2 separate regions of the Mus musculus genome follow, and region 1 is linked to region 2. The links are chromatin loops, found by intact Hi-C in ENCODE. Cell type or tissue: left cerebral cortex. All regions are shown on one strand. Each heading gives the region's core, and the rest is flanking DNA. Links, peaks and the distances in the headings are about the cores only.

Region 1 (8,192 bases), core at 1,406-6,405, 290 kb after region 2:
ATAGATTCACAAACCCCATGCATATATAGAAATGGGAGGATGACCTTATGTGTTTTTCTCTATCACTCTTCACCCTATTTTCCTTAATATAGGGTCTCTCACTGACTCTGGAGCTATGCTGGCAGCCAACAGATTCTCTTATTTCTCTTCATAGCTCTGGGGTTACGAGCATGTTTGGCCATGACCAGCTTTTTAAGTGGTTGCTGGGAATTTAAATTCAGGTCTTCATGCTTGAACAGTAAGTTATCCTAACCAGTGAGTCAGCTTCCCATTCTCTCATAGTTTGGGGATTGTTTGTTTCTGAGAAAGTGTTTGGTATAGCTCAAGTTGGATTCAAATTCACCTTGTAGCAGAAGCTGAGTTTAAACTCAAGATTCTCCAGTATCTACCACCCAAGCACTGAGATTACAGGTATGTGCCACTATGTCTAGTTCTCTTTTGTTTTAAAAAAGTTCTTTTTCTTCCCAACAACTGGAGCAGGTGCTATCCCAAAAGCTGTTGCCTGTAGGTGGGGTATACTCTTCTAGCTGGGCTGCCTTATCTGGCCTCAGTGGAAGAGGATGCACCTAGCCTCACAGAGACTTAATGTATCAGGGTGGGGGAATACTCAGGAACCCCCACCTACTCAGAGGAGAAGGGGGGATGGGAGAAAGAATGGTAGGAGGAGGTGACTGGGAGGAGACAGTGAGCAGGATACAAAGTGAATAAATACAATAATATATATGATAAAAAGAATAAAAAGACTTGATTATGTGTCATGTTATAAAAATATATAATTACATTTTCCTTAAAAATATATACTCTCCAACATCCATATATTTAAGTGGAATAAAATATTCTGATTTTTTAAAGTTCTTTTTCTTATTTACTTATTATTAGTTTTGTTTTGAGACAAGGTCTTATGTATTCTAGGTTGCCCTCAAACTTACTGAGTGACTGAGAATGACTTTGAACTTCTGATCCTATTAACTCCACCTCCAAAATGCTAAGATTATAGGCACGCACTATCATGAATAGTGTGTGCATTACTGAGAGTTGAACCCAGGGATTTTGCATGCTAGCTAAGCAGTCCGCCAACTGAGGTTCATCTTCATTGTGTATCACATAAACCAAGGTTCCAATTTCATCCTTTCCAGTTCCACTGTCAGTTAATGAAAGGCCTTATTTACTCACCTAGCTGTTTTTATTATTGAGTACCTTTGTATATGGGCACAGAGGTGTTACATAGTTGATTATTCTGTAACATTGCTCAGTGTATTCTCTTCCTCTGTACCAAGATCTCCTCCTTTGCCCTTCTCTCCTCCCCTTTTCTCTTCTCTTCTCTTTTCTTCTCCTCTCTCTCCACCTAAAAGTAATTCTTCTAGGGACGGGGGAGAGTGTAAGCTATCAATCATACAAGCTCTGAATTTTAGGACAGGATTCCCAAGGAGCCTTTAAACCCAGTAAACATTCATTTTGTTTAGAAAGTCTTTCATTAGTCTCCAGACCATTTGGAAGTTTAGGGCGTTTACTCCAATTCTTGAAGATTATTTGTTCCATTTGCTTCTGTTGATTCCTAGAAATTGTGTGGCATTAACAACAGGAGATCTGGCCTAAGGTAAATAAAACCAGTTTGCTCTTGAGGGCAGTCCCATCTTTCCTCGCTGAATAGCATATACCAATGTAAATGATGGTACCAGCAGCACACTTTTACAAGTCTAAACCTGGAAAGGTGCATTGGCCTTGGGACCAATTTAAGAGCCCCTACATTCTTCAGGGTAGCTGGTTGATTCCTGATGTCAGGAGCAATCTGGATGTAAAGTTCACTCAGCTAGTTGCAACTCGTGGTTGGTAAAAGAGCTGCAGTTGCAGTAGTTGGACATTTTGGGATCCGCTTCGGTAGTTCACAGGTCGTGCGAGTAAGAGAGAGAATGGAAGCTCCTGTCTCGGAATTTTATCTTTTCAGGGATGCTGGCTGCGCATCTCGACAGGGCCCGCAGAGGCGTGGTTAGAGCGGAGCTTTCAAGCAACGCTAAACTGCGCCTTCTCCAATCGCTAAGCACAAGGAAGGCCAAGGCGTGGGTGGGCTTAGGGGCGGGCCAGGGTGGAGAGTAGGCGGAGCGTGGGTACTGCTCTGCTTGGCCCTCCTGGCTCTCAGCGCAGCTCTTGATCCCTGCCTCCTCCGCCGCCTTAGTCTAGCTCGTCTCTGAACAGGCCGCAGTTCCCCGATTTGCGATTCCTGGGCTCAAAGCTCTGCGGCTACTGCGTCTGGTTGTCTCTGCTCCTGAGAGATGACGCTCAAGTCGAGCGAAGGCGAGGGAGGGAACAGCATGCGCACCGCACTTTCGGACCTCTACCTGGAGCACTTACTACAGAAGCGTAACCGACCTGAGGTTAGCGGGACCCCTGGGGTCCTCTGGGTTCGGGTTGGGTCTAGGATCCAGGCCTTTCCATCTGCTGCTGGATTTTTCCTATCCATGGCCTTGTTCCCAAGCGCTCTGTCCCCGGATGGCCAGATCTTGGGTGTCTTGCCCCCAGGGTGGAGGCCTTAGCACTGGGCCCGATTCCTGCTGAGATCTGGGTGTGGTGGATAGTTGCCTGGAGCAGCCCTCCTAGGTGAAAATCCCGAGAGGCAGGCCAGGACTAAATGAATACTTAAGGTCAAAGAAAACTTGCTCATGGATGGAAGTCTACTAACAGACTTGAAGAAGGAAAATAAGACTTTAAGGAACACATCCAATAGTAGATCTGCCTGGCTGTTATTGAGCGTTTGTGTTGTTTCACAGACATGGTTGTGAAAACCAACTTCGTGCTCTAAAAAGCTCACACATTTCCCTCTGCATTTCATTTCAGGGGGTCTCCTTGTGCTATGCTGTAAACTAAGGTAGCATTCATATTCCAGTGTTAGACAGTAAATAGTTATTAATCTAATATGTCAGGCCTCCAGAGGTGGTTGTGATTAGATTCTATGTAACATGTCTCCCCCTCCCCATTCACCTACGGACCCTGCTCCCTCTGCTCCCCAGTCCCTTCTCCTGGGAGATTTATGATGCTGCTTGTGATACAGCGAAGATGGCTTTGTGATAGGAAGGTACAGCTATTAAACAACATACATTACTTACACAAAATGTTCAAAGATGATACTAGATGAAACTGAGGAAATAAATCCAAAAACCTTTACAGGAATGGTAGCTATTATGTGTTTTGATCACTTTTTTTTTTTTGATAAAGGGAAAAAAAGAAAAAGTGAAGAATTAATACGAGAAAAAAATCCATATTATGACAGTTGTATTCTGGTTCCTCAATTCTGGAGCTCTGTTTCCTTTTCCCTATCTCTGGTGTCATTTCCCCTCCCCAAGCTAGTTTTGGAAGTATGGTTATTTAATCTTGCCTTTCTATGCTCCACACCCAAAGTCCTCTTTTAGTAACACTGACAGAGCAACTCACTGCTTAGGGGAAGAAACTGTGCACCAATTAAATGTCAGCAAATTTTATCTCTCTTGCTGGCAAGTAGGAGGACATTTTGCTTTTTTTGTTTATCTGTTTGTTTCTTGCTTTGAGACGCTGTCTCACACTAGCTCAGGTTACCTTGTAGCTTACTCAGTTGCCCCAACTGGCCTTGAATTCCTTGCAATTCTCCTGCCTCAGCCTCCTGAGTTTATAGGCACTATATGGGCTAACATGTCAGACTTCAGGACATTTTTAGTGTCACAACTAGATGGATTTATTTTTTACAGCAAGAAATTATCAGACCTCCCTCCAAAGTGTCATGACTGCTGAAGGAAACATCTATTCCTGATGTTCTAGTTCAGTGTCTTATTTAAGGTGAGCAAATAAAGTGCAAAGAACAAAACTTAATGTGATAAAAATTCTAATCTACTTAAGCCACTGTGGCCACAATAAAACCAAATTCCTATCTGTAAGGTATCTAGGTCTTTCTGGTTTTGAAAAATAAAATCATAGATATCCTAGAAGTGAAGGACAGAATATGAAGAAGACTAACAGACTATACTAGGTACTGAGAAAACTGGGGCAAAGACTAAATAATTTGAAAATAGTACTTTTTGTTTTTTTAGTTTAAATTCTCTGAAAACACAGACCTTGAATGGAAATATCCTCTTCAAATGATACAGCCAAACCTAAGAAGGAGTCTTTTTCTCTGGTAGAATGATAATCAGGAGCAGACTCACTGACCATGCTCCCTACTGATTCAACCAAGACTTGTTTTCTGCTATTGTACATGGCATTGAACCTTGGTGTCTCTGCACAGGCTGTCCTGTTTGCCCTTTAACTCCTAGATTCTACAAAGTGCAGGCTTCAGCAATGCTGGCCACTCCACAGTGCTTCACCCCCTACACCTCCTTCAGAGGAAACATCTGCAGCACAGTTCAAAGGGCAGAGACAGTTTCTCAAAGGAAGTTGAAATAAAAAAATAGATTGAAAAAATTGGCAGGGGTGGGGGCAGGGGTAGTGGGGGTGAATAGAGCAGGGGCAACTATAGTTGACTTTCTCATTTAAACCAATTGGCTTCAGAACAAAATGACAGTGAACTACTGAGCACAGGAATGAACAAACATTTGTTCAGCCTACTGTTAGGCTCATTGCCAACTGCTTCCACATGGTGAACTTAGAATGCCTAGTCCAAGGAAATGAATGACTCTAAATACAGAAGAGCTGGGAGTTCCTTACTATCACCTGCCAGCCTTGTGTAGCCCCTGACTGAATCACAAGTACCCACTCTTCACATGCACATCTGTTTCACTTTGTGAGTGGGAAAAAGTACAACAAAAAAGTTAGAAAAGTCATGAGAAAACCAACAATTCCCCAGGGAAGTATAGAGATTAGAACTATTTAACTATAAATGATAAGAACTGGAGAGACAGGAGGGCTCAAGAATCAGAATTTTTCTGGCAGGTATTGTCTTAAAATCATATATTAACTAGAGCTTTATTTGCCAGGCACTAAATACATCTCTCAATCCAAAGGCCACATGGTTAAAGGTCTTTGGCTGATGTGCTTTATCTGTATAGTACACTCTGGATGCACACACAGGCTTCTAACAACTGAAACTCAAGCAGCTCCATTTTTCATTTTTTCTGAATAGAAAGTAATCATTGTGACATAAAAATGAAGGGATATATGAGGATTTGAATGCTGAGCATTTTCTTGAGTGGCTTCTTTTGGTATTGTTGGTATGTCAGCACTCCCAATAGAGAGCTGTACAGCAACATAGTAACCATAGCTCACATTTACCCAGTGCTTCTAAGTTATGTTAAGCTCACAACCCAGTAAAGTCCTTAAGTTACCATCCTCATTTTTACAATTGAAAAAACACAAATGCAAGAAGGTCAAGAATCCAAAGTTACCAGCCATTAGTAAAAGAGCCAGGAATCTATCCTAGACTGGGTTTTTCTCGTAAGAAGTGTGTCCCACTGGGCAGTGGTGGCACATGCCTTTAATCCTAGCACTTGGGAGGCAGAGGCAGGTAGGTTTCTGAGTTCAAGGACAGCTTGGTCTACAGAGTGAGTTTCAGGACAGCCAGGGCTACACAGAGAAACCCTGTCTCACCCCCTCCCCCAAAAAAGTGTCCCAAGTTTTTAAGTTCTGTTTAATATTTTTTTTGCTAAATTATTTTCTTAAGGTATTTAAACACATAGTGCACAATTTGGAAGATATGGTGAGTAAAATTAGCCCGTGAAGGCAATTTCCTTTTCACTCTGTCTTGTAGCCAACCAATTTCCCCCTTCCTAGAAACCACCACTGTTCCTTCCAGACATTATTTGTGTGTAGGTAAACGTGAATATATTCATTTTTTCACTATTTATGGTGAAACTAGCATAATTGTCTTCAAGTTGTTTTATTTTCCACATGAACAGATGGTTTCAAAATTACCTCAGAGCTTCCTTCTCATGGCTACATGGTGTCTTCCCATGCAGTGACTGTAGTGTCATTGAATTGTTTGTTGTGTGAAGTTCTGTGTTGCTAGGTATTCTAAGTTAATTTTCAAATTACAACCCCTTTTCAACATTTTTGTTACAACATAAAGATCATGTGATGGTCATATGAGTTTTGGGACATTTTAGCTGCTAAACAAGACAATTTCTCAACACTTCCTCATGTGGAAGTTACACAGTAAGTGACACTATGCCAGTCCTCATTGTTTTTTCAGTTAGAAAGGAAGCAGTAAATTTAGAGACCTTTGTGGAAAGCACACCTATGTTATAAGACATACTTCTCTCCTTAGGTTTCTAGGCCAGATCTCCTTGTCTGTCATCTTCCCACCCTTCTGTGCCGGGGCGGGGGGGGGGGGGATGATGATTCCTACTCAAGACTCTTCTTTCCTCCAGAAAAATGAATTGGCAAGATATATTTTTCACAGCTCTTCCTAGTGTCTCTGTGTGTGGATAGTAAAAAAGCTGCTCTCCATTTTCAGTTTATACCCAAATACCAAGCTCACACTAGTTTTTCCTCCTCTGGCTTGCTGTGTAGGTTTTGATTTATTATTTTATGCACAAACATTTGTGAATAATAAAGGCAAGATGTCTTCATATTATCCTCAAATAATCCAAACTTTAAGTTTTTATTTTATTATTTAGTTTATGTATATGAGTACACTGTTATCTGTACAGATGGTTGTGAGCCATCATGTAGTTGCTGAGAATTGAACTCAGAACCTCTGCTCTCTGTGGACTCAAGATTTATTTATTATTATATATGTAAGTACACTGTAGCTGTCTTCAGACACACCAGAAGAGGGCGTCAGATCTCATTACAGATGGTTGTGAGCCACCATGTGGTTGCTGGGATTTGAACTCAGGACCTTCAGAAGAGCAGTCAGTGCTCTTAACCGCTGTGCCATCTCTCCAACCTCCAAACTTTTAAGTTACAGACAGTTGTGAGCTGCCATGTGAGTGCTGAAAATTGAACCCAAGTTCTCTCAAAGAATAGCCAATGATGTTAATGAGCTATCTCTTAATCCTTCAGAATATTTTTTAATGAAAATCATTCCTTTATCTGCAATGACCTTGTAAAATGTGTGTATTAAATTGAATAAGGAATGTTTACAAACAGCTTCACATGGATTCTAATGAGAGTAGATGTCAACCTTATAAAATAACTATTTTTTTATATTCTATTTTTTATATTCTAGAAGCTTTTTGGGTTCTAATTACAGATTGTTGATTAACTATGGAGTTTTACTGTGTATTTTATCCATTAATCTGTTTTAACTTGACAGACTTCATTGAACCAGTCAAATGTTACTACTGAGGACATGTACACCAATGGGTCCCCTGCTCCAGGTAGCCCTGCCCATGCCAAAGGTCAGGAGGCTCGGAGAGTTCGTCTCATACAATTTGAGAAGATCACAGAAGAGCCCATGGTAATCTCTTGTCCTATTGTCCCTTATCACTTATACTCTACTGATAAAGTCATTAGGCCGTAAGAGTATATGCCAAAGGCCACTCCTGGAATTGTACAGACTTACTGCTGTGTCTCTTTGTCCCCATTTCAAGCACCTTTCAGAGCAAGCTTCCTGCTTTTTCTACTTGAGACCTGCCCATGATACAGATGGAAATGGTTTTCCCTGCAAAATTTCCTTAAGATGCTTTAAAGATGTCCTCAGCAAGGGCTTAAAACAAAGTTTCCTTTTCATTGCCTTTATTCCAGGGGATCACTTTGAAGCTGAATGAAAAACAGTCGTGTACCGTGGCCAGAATTCTCCATGGCGGCATGATTCATAGACAAGGTACTCTGGCAGGGAGGAGGGGTCCTAAGTCTAATTTTACCCTGGGATAATTATTTACTCTCTGTTCAGTTGTTTGGGACAAGGAGCTTATAGTCCTACAAACTGATAGCATTTTCATGAGAGTGACAAGAGATTCCTTGGCTTAAAAATTAACTCTTTAAACCAGGCATGGAGGTGCCTGCCCTAATCCCAACCCTCAGGAACCAGAGGCAGGCAGATCTCTGAGTTCGAGGCCAGCTTAGCCTACAAAGTGAGTTCCAGGACAGCCAGGGCTACACGGAGAAACTCTGTCTCGAAAACTAAACCAACCAAACAAAACCACCTGACTCTAGAAAATTGCATGGTAAGATTTTAGTATGAATTCTGAACTCCCCCACCCCCACCCCAATCCCCTGAGATAGGATTTCTTTGTTGAGACTAGGCTGGCCTCAAACTCAAAGAGATATGCCTGTCTCTGCCTCCTAAG
Region 2 (8,192 bases), core at 1,096-6,095:
AAAATTGTATTGGAAAAACAGTAAAAATAGTTGTATTACACTTAACAAATGAAGAAAACATATTAAAATATGTAGAATAACCAGTAAAAAATAAAAGGTTATTGTAACTAATAAATGGAGGGCCAAATAGAATAATAAAATATATTTGAATAATACAAAAGAAAGTAAGAAAAGAGAAAAAGAGTAATTCAAGACAAAAGGTAGATTAAATAGTAAGCAAGAAAATGGCAATTAAAATTTATATATAAATTAGTAACTACTAAAAATAACAAACTCCAAATAAAAAGATCAAGGGGAATAAAAAAGTTTACAAAAGAGTATTGACCAAAGGGATATATAGAATTAATAAGAAGGCTTTTGTTCCTTTTAAAAACTGAGAGTGACTTAAGTATATCATTTGTAGCCTTATACATAGGAAAAATGTTATGGTAAATCTAGGTTGTCAATTTGGTTGGGTTGAATGGTTTCTTGAGTAAGATTAGGGACACTCCCTGTTGGTGTGCCCATTCCAGCATTTTAAAGGAGGACTGATTTACAGGAGAGTAGCAGGAGAGTCTTTCCCCCTGGATGTGGATTCTCCATGCAATAGTCTGGGAATCCAGATGAAATTAAAGAAAGAGAAGAGCAGGGCAGGCTAGTTCCATCCTTCCTGAGCTAGTGCATGTAGCATTGTATCTATCACCAACAGCCACCAGACCCAATAGCCTTCAGCCATCCAGTGAAGATGCACACCAGCTAAACTCCTGGGAGTTTCTAGGCCTGCAGTAGAGCTACAGCATTTATCCTCCTTGAGCTGAGGCTTTCATTTTCTTGATTTAGCCTGTATGGAATTATCCCACTCTCCAGCAAGCACACGGCCAATTTTGGACCACCCAGGCCCCAACTGGGTAATAAATCCTATAAATTTCCTCTTGTAAGAAAGAGATTTCAATTCTATTGCTTCTGTTCCTCTAGAAAACTTTAATACAGGAATTAAGGAGGCTTAGAGGTTATAGTGAAGGAATTTGTATATAGGAAATAAAGATAGTAAGTAAGTAAGTAGATGCTTTCCCTAGTAGCTTGGAGAAAGGATAAGAAACAATTACTTTTACTGTACTTTACAGACTCCTTGGGCTCTAATATATTGAAGGAAAATCTAACTAGTTTTATACAATTAGCCTAGAGAATGGCAGGAAAACTGAGGTGGGAATGAACACTCAGGAGAAAAGCCAGAAACTAACTAGGTCCCATTCTCATGAGATTTTTCATCTGATTTTAGTATGGAAAAAAACTATGCTGCACAATTACAAAGTGGATTAATATCCTGGCTGAAGTCCTCAAACAGACTGCTGAACTTTCTCCCCAATCATAAATTTTGATCATCCAGAATTTTATCATACATACCTTTTCTTGGACTGTGCGCATTTCCGTTCCAGTGTATGTAAATTTGGAGTCACTCCTATTGGAGATAGATTAGAAAAGAGAGTAATTGTGGTTTAGAATAGAAAAAGGAGTCAAGGAAAACTAACATAAACAGTTTTTGCAATGTAACCTTAGCTGAAACAGAAGAGGGAGGAAGAAGAACAGAGTAGATTCCAGGTTTTAAGGAGAAGGCTTGATAAACAATAAGCTACGCTTTGCAGTTTAAACAATAGAGACTCAAAGGTTTTACCATCTCTGAAGCTTTTAAGCTACTAGGATCTGTAGGATTCACAGGGGTGGGACAGAAATCCACTGATAATTTAGATGGGTAATGGGTCAACAAGGGAAAAGCCTCTCAATATGTAGGCATTATCTGCCATAAGGAAAGTAAGTGGCCTATCCCTGGTGTTTCAGGGAAGAGAGATATAAAACAAATAAAGCGAGAAAATGGAATGTAATAGAACCAAATGTCAAGTATATTGATAGTCATTTTTAATAAGCTGCCTTTATTCCAGTCAACAAAGTTCTATTCATTTAGCTATTATGCAGTAATCAGTTAGGCTCTGGATCTCCAACAAAATTCTATGTTTAAGAACTTTTACAAATTCACTTATGATGTTGGTTTCTTCTGCCAGATTTTCCACATAGGAGCATATATATTTTACATAAAGATTATGCTATGATATAAGGTTAAAATGAATCTTTAGGATCACGGTAGAACTCAGATTATAGTGAGGCATCTCTATACTGTTAATATTAAGATAAAACATGTAAATACTGTTAAAAAGTTGCTGTACTTCTTCACTAAGAATCAGTTTAGTTTATAATATGTAAATAAACAAATATAGTCTTACCTTATGTCATCATTCAACTAGAGTAGGAAAGAGCAGAAAATATTAATGACACATTTAGTTAGTTATAGGGATGCACATTTACATGAAAATTAGGCCATATGTTCACACACAACAGTATGAAAGACTGGAGAATTCATTCTGAGTACTTTAAAGCTACACTGTACTTCCTCATCTACTTTCAAATATCTGTAACATTTAACCACAAAGAGACTTTGGAGTCCATGAAACCCTTCTGTTTGAGTTCTTTGCTGGGCTTTAAAAATGCTTTAGTGATAGCTAGCTCTGCTTCACATAGGAAAAACTGGTGGCAAGACACAAGGCTGTAACCTGGGCTACTGGTTTTCTAATATCTGGATAACTCATGCCAGAATGTGTTTCTGGCCTGGTTTGCAGTTTTAATCACTGGTATGATAACCCCCATCCCCTGAGTTCATGCAGACCGCTGAGGGTTTACAGGAACATAAGCATGGATCAGAGCGCCAGAAGAAAAGTACCCCGCGACAGCATTAAAAACTCAAAGGAAGCCGGAATCCCAGCACTCGGGAGGCAGAGGCAGGCGGATTTCTGAGTTCGAGGCCAGCCTGGTCTACAGCGTGAGTTCCAGGACAGCCGGGGCTACACAGAGAAACCCTGTCTCGAACAACAAAATAAAACACCTCAAAGGATCCAAATCACATCCCTATGGCCTCCCAGCCGCCTCCAGGAACACAGGGTATTGATCAGCAAGATTTCAGCCAAGGTGGCCAACTTACCTCCCCTATACACAGACCCATCACTTCCTCCTTTTCTGTGCTCAGAGCATGGTTGAGACAAACTAGGAAAGCGTCAGACTCAAGATGAACCGCCTGCACAGCTTGCACCACCTGCACCGCCATCTTCTTTCCGCTCACGTCCGCCAAGGGCGCACAGCGGCTCGTCCAACCCGGCGCTCAGACGCAGCGACCAGCCCTTAGCTTGAGGCTCCGCCCAGCCCTGGAAGAACAGCGCGGGTTCCACAGGGGCGGAGCCTGGGGCTCAGAGGCGGTGCCCGCCTAGCAGCACCTGGGAGAAGAGCGGGTTGGTCTCGGCTAGCAAAGCATTGGGACGTTGGGTGGTGGCTGGCGAAAGAGGTCTACGCGTCAGGCTGGGCAGCTAGCTGGGCAGCAGGGAGGCGGTGTTCCCCCGCCGGGGCGGACGTAGGCTGTGAGTAGCTCCAGGCCGCCAGGGCAGACGCCTTCATAGTGCTGGCGCCCATTTTGCCCGCCCGCTGATGAGAGCCCGGCGCGGCCTACATGCGTCACGGACAGCACTTTGAGGCGACATCGCTGCGAATAAAGGGCCTCTTTTGAAAGTCGGTCCTAAAACAGTTAAGGTTTTATTTTATTTTCTTTTATTTCCAAGTCACAGCCCTTGGACCACTTCCGGCTGCTGGCCTGCACCTCCTACCTTCAGTTCTAGTGACCTCGGCTCGGGATGCCCCTTGGTTCGTCCTAGGCTCACAACGCGAACCCTGCTTGAGTGTCCCGGGGTGGGGGACCTGGAAGTTTTAGCCTAGCTGTGCTGGAGGCGGAATAATTAGTCCAAGAAACATTTTATTCATGTGAGTAGCCTTTGACAGAAACAGTGTTTTACTGTATCTGAAAAAGTAACTCCAGTTTGCTTGCTGCTACTTTTTACAAAAGCTTTTAGATATATATTTGTCTGGTACAGGAAGAGAAGGATGGAGGGACTTTATTGTTCAAGTTTGAATGTATCACATCAAGTAACTAATTATAGAAAATTACAGATTCCCTCTGATCATTTCCTTGGTGTCAGACATGGTTAACTTATATATAAAACTAATTTTATTTTAAAATATGCCAATGAACTGAGGGGAAAATATACAAATCTTCCTTAAAAAATTACAAGTTTACCAATTACACAAGGGGTTTAGTACTGATTATAAATGAATGCAAAATATATACCACACAGCCTCCACATCTCATATGCTTTTGTTTGAATTTGTTTTTTTTAAAAATTCCTTTTGTAGTTCTGAAGCCAGACAGATATGGCAGTACTGGAAAGGGAACATATTGAAGGTGTTACTTGAAGAGGTGTTGATGCTTTGCTCTTTTCTCCCAAGTCAGTTCCAACCTAAGTCTCCATACAAATACTGTCCCAAGTCCAGAGCACTGTGGTACAATATATATGCTAGCAACCTCTGTTTTTGCCTAATGCTTAGTCCACATCTTTCCATGATTTAAGTTTTATAATGATAAAGATTGGAGAAATTGCAGGGGTGTAATTGGACCTATCTATATCTTCTCTCTAAGTTTCAGTTTTATATCATATGTTATTTTCAGTTACTGTTCATAGCTAACATGTCCTGCCTTGATGGGGCAGCATGGACTGCTCATCTTACTATATTTGCTTAAGGGATATTTTTAGTTTATCAATTTGTTTAGCTACCTTCAAGAAGAAAAATACTTTTGTTTGTTGATTTTAGTCAGTCTCATATTCTAGAGTGTTCATGCTACCTATCATAGCTCCAAACATTTGACTGGAGAGGGAAGTAATGATTAATATTTATAGCAAGCTTATTATAGGCTAAAGACTCTACTAAGAATTTACATATATAGTGTCTATGAACTGCCTCAACTGGAATCAGGCTCTGCAACCTCTAGTTGTGTGAACTAGTAGACTAGTTACCTAACTTCTGTGTGCCTTATATTCATCACCTTTAAGTGGGAATAATACTAATCCCTGACTCATAGCATCCCATGAAGACTGTAAAGATCAAATGGGTTAATATACCTAAACGTATGTTAAAACCTATGAGAAGTGTTTACTAAGTATCATTACAATCAATGTGTTCATAATTTTACACCTCAGAGAAAGTGGAGGAAAAAGTAGGTTGTCTGATGGTCATAAAGCTTCTCAGTGACAGAAGCGGGATTCATTCATCAGGCAAGCTGATACCTAGGCCTGTATTCTTTGCCAACTGAAGTTATAATTGGATGGCATTATTAAATAACTTCAAATAACTAGGGCATTCAACTTATTGATGCTAGTTAAAAAACTTAAACACCTCAAAATTAAAGCAAATCATATTCTTTTAAAGAAAAATATATAAAATCATCCTTTCTGTAAGGAAAAATGATGGTTCTACTTAAATTACAACCAAAGAAAGCTCTTCTGTATTCCATCATTCATTTAGAACCTAATTTACAAAGTATCTAAAAATAATTTGTCTAAGTCAACATGGCTTTCGGAATGAAGGCAACTTTTATGGAGGAAATCTCTTAGTGGTTGTGATAGCTGTAAAGTTATGCAAACATTTTGGGGATATATTTGTATTTGAAACTGGTAGTATTTTAAGTTAAATTGCATAGGTTATATTCCATGTATTGTATTGTACCTTGTAACTAAGTTTATCCTGAGATTAAGATATTCCTTAGTTGGGGGAATCCTGAAATTTGTGAACAAATACCATATGCCAAAAAATGTTCTCTAGTCAAATAAATTTGGGAAATGTTAAAACTATATAAAATCTCTGTACAGTATAAGTTGGTTGGAGTTTTTACTATGCTAATGTGCTTTTATACTCTCCAATATTCCCAAACTTATTTGACCAAGGAAAATGTTGGGAAAGTGTTCTAAGAATCACATTTATAGAAATGATGTTTCATTCATCCAACATGTGATTTTTTATAGACTTTGATCTGGATGCCTTTTGCTAAGCCTTTGCATTTCTCTATTGAGGGTGTCGACGGTTTCATAGTTATGTGGTGGCTTATTAGACCCTTGATCACTGGAATTGCCTCTGGGCCAATTTGCCCTCTTAATGATAGGACACATAAATCCAGGTTAATGTGCCGAGTGTTGTTCCCAGGCTCGTATTGTCAGTGCTCAACCTGTTATCCTCTGGAGGTTATAGCAGCACACTATAATGCCTTTCTTCTAAGAACATTTTGTAGTGCCTTATAATAATTTAGAATATTACATGCTATCTGCCTTCTCTTCCACTGGAATTATTTCCTTTCAATGTCAGTATGACCAATAAAGTTTTGTTTTGATTCAAAAGAAATGTAAATGTCAACATGTTGGTTGTTGCTAGGACCTATCTATACCTATGAAGTTGAAATGGTCTTGAAGCCTTTAACAGTTGGATTCTCCTTTCAAAATGTTCCGTGTGTGTGTGTGTTTGTGTGTATGTGTGTGCACTCATTTTATTTTTATATTAGAATTTGCTGGGGATGATCTTTCTAAAGCTCTAGAAGAAAGGCAGAACATTTGTATTTGCTGAATGAAAAAAATTCCAAGTTTTATAGCTAGAGACTCATGGAACAGCAAAAGTATGAAGCTTGAGACAGCCCTGGTATTTGAAAGAAATTTGGGGTTGAATACAGTGGCAATAATGATATTGCTAGAATTGGTTACATAAACTATAGCAAATGAATGGAAAAAATTCAAGATAACTCATAACTTTTGACTGTACAGAAGAGGTGATATTGCCATATTATAGAAAGGAGGTTTGGTTATAGAAAAAGGTTTCTTTCATAAATAAGTTGGAAATGAGAGTACATCCAGGTGAAAGGGGGAACATGTGAGAGGTTCAAAGTCATAATCACTCAGGGAATAAATGGCTAACTATGATGCCTATTTATTAGTCACTATATTTTCTTTCTCTTTCTTTCTTTTCTCTCTCTCTGCCTCTGTCTCTCTCTTTCTGTCTCTCTCTCTCTCTTTGTTTCTATTTTCTTTTCTTTTTTTTTTTTTGAGACAAGGCCTCCTTATCTCCTTAACCTAGAGATTAGCCAAACTTTCTATGTATCCCAGACTGGGCTGAACCTTGCTCAGCCTCTGTCATCCTGGGGTTACAGGCATGCACCAACATACCCATTTTGAGACAACAATTTTTATTCCTACTTACCTTTTAGGGCACAGGCAGAAAAACAGTGTTAAGGAAAAATCAAATTCAGGATGGCATCCCTAAAAAAAAAAAAAAAAGGACTAGGTTTTATTTTAATTCCTTTATTTCTGCCTTCTTCTCATTCCACATCATAACTGACATCTGGTTTGGTCTGAACACTATCATTTTGAAGGTTCTAACCATCTCCCAAACTATGCTTCATTTCCTTTTCCACTAAAAGTTACTTATTGGGAATGGGAGGGTCTCTATCATGGCACAGATACCCACTGATGAATGTGTGCTCTGTAAAGGTAGAAATACAGTGAATCTGCACCATGATCCTATGACTGGTTTCTACAAGATTCTATTCATGAAAAATGCATGTGAAGTTATGAGATCCGAAGCTGGACAGAAGACTATTATGGAGAGTTTCCTTGCCTCTCAAAACTCTGAGAATTGTAAACACAGAGAGATATTTTTGACCTTTTAATTTGTAAACTAAAATTGTGTCTTTAGATACACTTCTTTGCATTTTGTAATGCTAACACACTACCTTTGAATACTGTTTTGTAAATACAAGAGAGGAGAGAGAGAGAGAGAGAGAGAGAGAGAGAGAGAGAGAGAGAGAGAGAGAGAGAATGAATGAACGAATGAACAAACCAGGCTCCTGCAGTTCTCATCTCCCTATAGAACTTACTTAGAGAATTCTTGAGTGTTTTGCCATAGAAAGTTAACATTACCTAGGCTTTGCTTAAGTGTCACTTCAGTTTTATTTTCAAAAAGCTTAAGATGCCATTTGATATGTTTGGGTTGTACAAATAGATATGTATGAGGTTTGGTTCAGGTTGGTGGTTGCTAGTCCCAGGTCACCTTGCTCACTAGTGAGTTCATCCAAACCTCAAAAGTCACACCTGTGTCCTGTGCGCGGATGCTGCAGGCTTAGGTGGAGAAAAGCAGGGCTAGAATTGGAACTCAAAGCCCAGAATGGCAAGAGAGGATGTGGGGGCTCCACCCGATCATCTCTGGGTTCACCAAGAAGGAGTCTACCGCGACGAATATCAGCGCAC

The links. Hi-C counts contacts between places; a loop is a spot of excess contacts. Peaks named below come from ENCODE experiments on the same cell type or tissue, not always from the same donor. Only the 100,000 strongest peaks of a DNase experiment are listed, where the experiment ranks them.
Region 1: a loop joins it to region 2, with 2.4 times the contacts of the local background. A loop is called at or near these places in 1 of 42 quality-filtered maps.

The regions. Positions count from the first base shown.
Region 1 is chrX:75,124,905-75,133,096 of GRCm38, reverse strand. Mpp1 (membrane protein, palmitoylated) reads left to right here and starts at 2,081. Exons shown (of 12, transcript NM_008621.3): 1 at 2,081-2,372; 2 at 7,217-7,360; 3 at 7,648-7,726. The coding sequence starts at 2,271. In left cerebral cortex, for the core only: no CTCF peak of the experiment used is centred there; DNase peaks (open chromatin) are centred at 2,078 and 3,483; H3K4me3 peaks cover 1,686 bases; H3K27ac peaks cover 880 bases.
Region 2 is chrX:75,411,657-75,419,848 of GRCm38, reverse strand. It overlaps Cmc4 (C-x(9)-C motif containing 4), which reads left to right and starts at 3,265. Exons shown (of 4, transcript NM_001294277.1): 1 at 3,265-3,311; 2 at 3,636-3,834. It overlaps Mtcp1 (mature T cell proliferation 1), which reads left to right and starts at 3,265. Exons shown (of 5, transcript NM_001039373.5): 1 at 3,265-3,834; 2 at 8,063-8,192. The coding sequence starts at 8,110. Brcc3 (BRCA1/BRCA2-containing complex, subunit 3) reads right to left here and starts at 3,221. Exons shown (of 10, transcript NM_001358737.1): 1 at 3,008-3,221; 2 at 2,256-2,272; 3 at 1,384-1,438. The coding sequence starts at 3,130. In left cerebral cortex, for the core only: a CTCF peak has its summit at 3,154; a DNase peak (open chromatin) is centred at 3,224; H3K4me3 peaks cover 1,995 bases; H3K27ac peaks cover 920 bases.